3 separate regions of the Homo sapiens genome follow, and all the other regions are linked to region 3. The links are chromatin loops, found by intact Hi-C in ENCODE. Cell type or tissue: PC-9. All regions are shown on one strand.

Region 1 (2,500 bases), 130 kb before region 3:
GAGCCGGAGTTAGATTTGACACCAGGGTGGAGTCTCTGTTGCTGGCTTTGAGATGGAGGAGGCCCTGGGAGGTCCCTGTTACCGAGAGCAACCCCTGGCTGACAGCCAGCAAGAAAATGAGGATTTCAGGGGACTGCAAGGAAGTGAATTTGCCCAACAACCAGATTAAACTTGGAGGTAGATTTTTTTCCCCAAACCTCCAGATAGGAGACCTTGACATTGGCCTTGTGAGACTCCAAGCAGAAAACCCCATTAAACCCGCCTGGACTTCTGACCTGCAGAATTATGAGACCATAAATGGGTGTTGTTTTAAGCTATTAAGTCTGTTATACAGTAATAGGAATTTATTATTTGTTACACAGTTATAGAAAATGAATATACAGGTGGGTGGGGTGGGGGGGTATAGCTCACACCTGTAATCCCAGCACTTTGAAAGCCTGAGGTGGGCGAATCACTTGAGCCCAGGAGTTTGAGACCAGCCTGGGCAACATGGCAAGACCTCATCTCTACTAAAAGTACAAAAAATTAGCTGGATGTGGTGGTGCATGCCTGTAGTCCCAGCTACTCGGGAGGCTGAGGTGGGAGGATCACCTGAGCCCGAAAACTCGAGGCTGCAGTGAGCAGTGACCATGCCACTGCACTCCAGCCTGGGTGACAGAGTGAGACCCTGTCTCAAAAAAGGAAAAAAGAAAGAAAGAAAAAAAAATTAATATATAGCTCTGATAATACAATCTCAGTAATAAACCATTTGATTTATTTCCAATGTTATTGCTGTTTCCTGGAACAATGAGTGTGGTTCGATTTTATTTTTATTTTTTAGTTGTGGACAAGGTCTCCATTGTCTAAGCCACTGTGAGAATTCAGGTAAATCATGGCCCATCCTGGGACAGTTCCTCCACATTCTTGCTACTCAAAGTGTGCTTCATGGACTAGTGGCTTCAGCCTCACCCAGGAACGTGTTAGAAACACAGAATCGTGTCACCGCCCCAGACCTCCTGATGCAGAATCTTCATTTTAGTAAGCGACCCACTGCCCCCGCGCCCCCTGATGATTTGGGTGCTCATTAAAGTTTGAGAAGCACTGTTGGAGCTTGCCCTGAAGTTGTAGTGCGCTCTTACGGATTTCAAACCAAAAAGCATTACCTCTGTGAAGCCAGTCTGGAGCCTGGCTAGACCTTCTCCACCACCTCGGGGGCTTCTTATGTTCCAGAGTCTAACACTCTGGCCAGATACCAGGGACCTTTCACCCTCAGAACCTGTGCTCACATGTGGCAGTGAGCAGTGCCTGCACCTCAAGGCACCGCATCTTCCCAGCTACAGTGGGCCTGGCTGCTCCAGCTGCGCCCAACATGTGTTAGTAGGGGAATTAAATACCCCTCTCACTCCCAGTTTTGTGTATTTAAAAAATCCTCGGAAGAGAGTGGTATATGAGGTTTGAGGCTTATCAGCAGCTGCAGCAGCACAGGCCACGTCGTAGCTGTGAGTCATAGACAAGCATGCACACTGTGGCTGCCTGAGGCCTCTGAGCTGCCTTCCTCAGTCCTTCCCTCTGCAGGGCTTGGGCGTGGCGAGGCGGCTTCTTCAGCAAGTGCTGCGGTCAGCGTAGCGGGATTCAGAGTGCAGCTTGTCTGAGTGTCCTCTGCTTCAAGTTCACCTCGGCTGTCATCCCCCAGCAGACCACACATGCCCAGGGGAATGACCCTTTCTTACCACTGCGTCTTCAGACTGGGGTTGCTTTCTCTCCATCTCACCTTCTCCTGTACCACCTGAGGTACTAAATCTTCCAGGAAACCTTCCTTGAATGTCTTCTGACATCCCAGTGAGGGGCTCCTGATATTCACTTCCATAGTGCTTTGGTCACCTACTGCAGCATAAAACCACTCCAAATTGAATTGCTTTGCTCACAATTGCACAGGCCAGGGATTTGGGCAGGGCTTGGCTAGGCGCTTTTCACAAGGTGGGTCTCCTTTGTGGATGCTGTTTGATGCTGTCCTCTGAAGCCTCCACTGGAGGCTGGAGCTGCCTGTCCAAGCTGGTGGCCTGACACTGCTGCGGGGAGGCACAGGTGGCACTTTGATGAAAGCACCTACACGTAGCCTGTCTCTGTGGCTGGGGCTCTCTCACGGCGTGGTGCCTGGGCTCTGAGAGAGGGGGTCCTGAGAGCAAGTGCTCCAGGAGACACAGCCGAAGCCACGGAGCTCGCTGTGGCCTGGTCTGGAACTTTCACACACCACAAATGCTGCATTTCTGTTGGGTCAAATGTGTCACATAAGTCTGCACAGACTCGGAAGGAGGAGACTTACAGCACCATGCTGTGGCAGGGACAGCAAAGACTGTGTGGCCACGCTTCCTCTATCATGCGTGGCCAGGGTCTTCCCCACCACGACTCCTCCCCTAGGCTGTGCCATCTCACAGGGCTGCCTCCAAGCACATGCCTTCCCCAGCACCACACTCAGTGCTGGCCCTGTGAACACATCTGTGGGACTGATGGAGTAGAAACC
Region 2 (2,500 bases), 640 kb before region 3:
CTTTCTTCAGAAAGAGAGTCAGCTGAAGTCAGAGTTTATAGATTCCTTATCAGCAAGGCCATCCCCTACAATGATCAGCCTAAAGTCCTCCCATTCAAAAAGTTAGGGGACAAAAACTAGACCATATGCCCAAGTTAGCATAGTCCATATTTTCAGGAGTTCATAGCCCTATCCTATAGTGCAAAAGTGGGAATGACAGAATTTAGTGTTATAGCTAGAGTAGCGTGGTGTGACAGGAAAAAAAAAATCGCTGACAAAGAATGACATTTTGAAGCAGAACTTTATAATGAACTTGTTATGTACGAAGTGGAAGGCCTATGTCTTGAAATCTTCATTAAGTATCCAGGGCTGATGTTTCCCTGAGATTTTCAATCTCTCTGATATGAGACCAGAGATTATTTGCAATTTAGTTATTGAATATTCTAAATTACTGGGTCATAGAGTCACTTTACATTTACTGTAACCCCAATGGGAATTTTGAGAGAGATCAGCAATTTTATTCTAGACATTTTCTGGAAGAACAAAAAAAATAGCTAATATATAATGGTTTAGAAAAATAAAGAAAAATGGAGATTTCTTTTCCTTACCAGAAGCAAAACATACTCTAGAGACTTCTACTTCTGGGGAAATGAAGTAGATGCACATTTACTTAGTCCCACCAATAGGTATAACTAAAAACCCTGGAGATTGTATATAAGATAAACATCAGAATACTTCGATTGGCAGACAGAAGAAAGCAGACTGTTTAGGGGCTTTGGGACCCAAGGAAGACTTGGTGATGAGTTCTCTGGGCTTTCTTTTGCCTCTTATGTCTTAGACTGGATACTGGAGAAGCCAGCAGTCTGTAAACACCAATGTGCCCTGGACAAAAAAAGTTCCAAAAAAAGATCTGCTTCCCCTAGACAGAGGATCAGCAAAGGGGCAGCCTAGCAAGACAGAAAACTTTCAGACAATAACTACTGCATTCAAACCAAATGACACAGAAAAAACTATGGCAGGACTCCAGCACTTACATGTGGCTGAGTGGGGACCCTTGATTTTCACTCCTGACAGGCCAACAGGGAGCCCCAGCTCCCCGCTGGGTGGCAGCAAGCCACCTTGTGTCTGGTGGCATCAGTGGATATCACATGGGGAGCCTGTGCTTCCAACCTGACTCACATATAACAAGGTTCCTCCTTCTTTCAAAGGTGGTGTCCCAAGAGGCTTAGTAGAAAGTCAAGACCTTCTCTATCCATCAGTAGGAGAAAGGCCCCACCCCCAGCTGCCTGAAAGAATGGCTAAATTCCAAGTTCAGAAACACCTGAAGCCTAAAGAATATGCTCCCAAATAATCCATAGGTCAAAGAGAGAGTCTCAAGAGAAATAAAAAAATACTGACCTAAATGAAAAGGAAAACACATCTTATCAAAATGTGTGGGACACAGCTAAAATAATGCTGAGAGAGAAATTTATAGCAATAAATGTTTACATAAGAAAAAAGTAAAATTCTCAGCCAGGCGCGGTGGCTCACGCCTGTAATCCCAGCACTTTGGGAGGCTGAGGCAGGGGGATCACAATGTCAGGAGGTTGAGACAAGTCTGGCCAATACGGTGAAACCCCGTCTCTACTAAAAATACAAAAATTAGCCAGGCATGTTGGCATGAGCCTGTAATCCCAGCTACTTGGGAGGCTGAGGCAGGAGAATTACTAGAATCCAGGAGGTGGGGGTTGCAGTGAGCCGAGATCATGCCACTGCACTCCAGCCTGGGTGACAGAGCGAGACTCTGTCTCGGAAAAAAAAAAAAAAAAAGAAAAAAGTAAAATTCTCAAATGAGTAATTTAAGCTCTCACTACAAGAAACTAGAGAAAGAAGAGCAAAATAAATCTATAGCAAGCAGAAGGAAAAAAATAATAAAAGATAAGAGCAGGAATCAGTGAAATCATGAGCAGAAAAACAGTAGAGAAAACCAATGAAACAAAAAGTCTGGTTCTCAGGAAAGATCAATAGAATTGACAAATCTCTAGTAAGACTAATAAAAAAGAGAGAAGACTCAAAAGTTGATATCAGAAATGAAACAGAAGATATGATGATAGATCCTGTAAACATCAGAAGGACAATAAATGAATACTATGAACAACTGTACATACATAAATTTGACAACTTAGGTGAAATGAACCAATTTCTCAAAAAGTACACTGCCACAATTAACCTAACATGAAATAGATAATTTAAATATCCGTTTGAAATTAAGACAGTTGAATTTGTAATTTAAAACTCCTCCAAAAGTAATCTCTAGGCCCAGATGATTTCACTGGAGAATTTTACCAACTGTTTAAAAAAGAATTATCACCAATTCTACAAAAATCTTCAAGAAAATAAAAAGGAAGGAAATACGTTCAACTCATTTTATGAAGCCAGTATTACCCTAATACCAAAATCAGACAAAGACAGTAAACAAACAAACAAACAAACATAGACCAATATCCTCATGAAGATGCAAAAATTCTTAACAAAAAATTAG
Region 3 (2,500 bases):
ATAGTTCATGATCTTGATGAAGAAACTCTGTCCAGCCTCAGCAGGACTCTGGTTTCTCTTCCACACAACCAGCTTTGCCTTCTGAAGGCGGACCGTGCACTGAGAATCATACCAGGTTGCCTGGTGACTCGAGCCGACCACCTTCAGTGGCGCTTCTGCGGTCAGAAGAGCAGGTCACTTGCAAACGTGCAGCACAGGCGCTGTGCCATTTCTTGTGCCAGTCCTGAGTCCCTGGCTCTGTGGGCAGTTCCTCTCCTTGGAGTTTCCAGGAAGTCCCAGCCTGGGTCAGCCTCGTGGACTTTAACAGCCGTTCTTGTGGAATCCGTCCACCACCCCTTTGTTTTTGAAAGTCCTGGCTGCGAGGCAGGCACGGCACGTGTGAGTCATCCTGCAGCCTTTGAACTTTGGCTCATTTATTTATTAGTCGGCCTCCATTTCCTCTAACTTGCCATTTTGTAAGCAAATTTTCTCTGTTTATTAATGTTTCAGTCCAAAGGTATTGCAATACTGCCTTGAGGTATTGTTTCCAGTTAATTAAAATGCTGTAGTGAGAAGGAGGAAGAATCCTAAGCTCTAATGAGCACTGTTTCAATGCCTGCTGCTGCCTGGAGGAGGTTTACCCCAGTGCTGTAGGCCTTCAATTTCATTTGCTTAAAGCCCAATCATCTTGTAACACAGAACCATACACTTTTCCTTTGCTGAGAGAGGAAGTATTCCTAGAAGCCTATCAGGGGTTATTGAGGGAATGAGAGGAATGACAAGGAAACAAAGCTGTGTGTGCATGTATGTGTGCGTTGGGGCGGGAGGGGGGACAGCAGTGGGGGGTGTTTCCCTGAATCCACTTAAAACAGTCTGTCTGTGACTTTGCTCTCTCAGCTCGCGGGGTCAAGGAAAGGCTGTGATTTGTGCACCCTGCCGCCTGGGAGCTGCAGAGATTCTCTCCGGCTGCCCGGTGTGTGGCCCAGGACCACGCTGGTGTGCAGGCTGCAGCACCCGATGGCCTTGTTTGCTTTACACTCAGTGTTGCCACAGAGCATCCTGGAACCATCAGATAAGGGAGCCATTCTCCGCTGAGCGGAAGCTGGAGCAGAGGACGGAGTTGTGTGGTGTGTCGGATGACTGCCCCCCAGTGTCCTGGTATGAGAGAGGAGTGCAAAGGGGTGTGCAGGATGCAGCCGTTGCAGCGGGAGGGGAGCCCTGGGGCGGAGGGAATTGTGTGAACAGAGGATACAGGAGGGTGGTTTTTTCAGAAGCAAAACGCCCCAGCGGCAGTTCTGGAGCGCTGCCAGGTGTCAGCTGTTTGCATTGCCCTCCGTGGTACAAACGCTGCCGCGTGGCATGTGTTCTCTGGGCGCCTGGGTACCCCAATGGTGGTCGTGGGGTCCACGCTGCATCTTGGTGCCGTGTTCTACCTCGCGGGAGCTGTGTCTGGAAGGACAAATGTCTGACCTTTGCTGGCTCCCGGGGCCGCCCGCTGGCCCACATCGCACATGTGTATAAACCTCTCAAAGGCCTCTTCCCAGGAGACTTCCCCTCTGCTGGACACAGCCAGGTATCGGGGGCTGTGAGCCGAACCTGGTGAGCCGAGCACTACGGCTGTGTAAAAATACAGTTGCTTCCACGGAAGCCCTGCAGTACCCTCTCCACGGACTCTTCACCCATGCTAACTGGTGGTGGATGTGATCCTCAAACAATTTAAACGTGGTTTGAATTTTGCCTCACTCTTATTCAGAAGGCCGTGCTGGCATTTCTGGAAATGGTGTGAGTGAGATGGGCGAGGGGGCTGGCCTGCACTCTCATGAGCGGGCGGCTGAGCATGGTGCTCTGAAGGGCATCTTCCTGAGCCTGGGTGGCTAGGGGTGATGGGGCAGGAGGAGGAGGGCTTGATATTGTGGCTGGTGGTCCCTGTAGTCTCACAGGTGCCTTCAGTGGAAGGGAATGTTGGCCCACGTGGCTGAGGCATGGTGAATCGGGGAGCGGTGGCTGGTCTGCTGGACAAGCAGGTGCTGCCAGGCTGTGACGGCATCAAGAAGTCCAGGGTTTATTTGCTCCTGTGGGACCTGAGGCATCCAAAGCTGCCCTGAACTGCCCACCTCCTGCATTGCTCTAACAACTCGCGCCCAGCCCCCAGGAGGGGAGGGCAGAAGGCAGCCCTGCTCTGAAACAGGGGTTTCAGGGGATAGTGAGGATAGTGGGGGCAACAGTATCAGGAGACTATCCTGAGGAATTAGTTTCTGAGTAAAAAGAAAAATAGAATATGTATTCTTTCTCTCCCGTCCACACCTGTCTTTGCTCAGGACAGAAAACAGGTAGAACCTGTCATTTTGGAGCCTGTACCTCACCGTAAACAAATACATTAGCATTACGGTTTTATGCCTCGTCTCTTGTGATGGGCAGGGGGACCTGGGCCCATCTGCTGTTGGCCATGTGGGACAGACTCCGTCCTCCAGGCCTGGGGGCCACACCTGCTGGACTATGGCCGTGCCTCCCTCGGGTCCAG

The links. Peaks named below come from ENCODE experiments on the same cell type or tissue, not always from the same donor. Only the 100,000 strongest peaks of a DNase experiment are listed, where the experiment ranks them.
Region 1: it touches region 3 in a loop (6-fold over the local background); 6 of 110 quality-filtered maps call a loop at or near these places.
Region 2: a loop joins it to region 3, with 12 times the contacts of the local background. A loop is called at or near these places in 35 of 110 quality-filtered maps.

The regions. Positions count from the first base shown.
Region 1 is chr9:91,163,895-91,166,394 of GRCh38, reverse strand. The region is part of intron 2 of LINC00484 (long intergenic non-protein coding RNA 484); the gene reads right to left. Among named protein-coding and RNA genes, the nearest start is that of LINC02937, 1.9 kb to the right of the region's middle. RefSeq lists an enhancer at 1,414-1,708. In PC-9, no CTCF peak of the experiment used is centred here; a DNase peak (open chromatin) is centred at 1,514; H3K27ac peaks cover 398 bases.
Region 2 is chr9:91,674,843-91,677,342 of GRCh38, reverse strand. No RefSeq gene overlaps it. Among named protein-coding and RNA genes, the nearest start is that of MIR3910-2, 40 kb to the right of the region's middle. In PC-9, CTCF peaks have their summits at 866 and 1,070 (motif pointing right); a DNase peak (open chromatin) is centred at 1,132.
Region 3 is chr9:91,035,960-91,038,459 of GRCh38, reverse strand. No RefSeq gene overlaps it. Among named protein-coding and RNA genes, the nearest start is that of LINC02957, 40 kb to the right of the region's middle. In PC-9, CTCF peaks have their summits at 944 and 1,148 (motif pointing left); DNase peaks (open chromatin) are centred at 359 and 1,049; H3K4me3 peaks cover 777 bases; H3K27ac peaks cover 1,086 bases.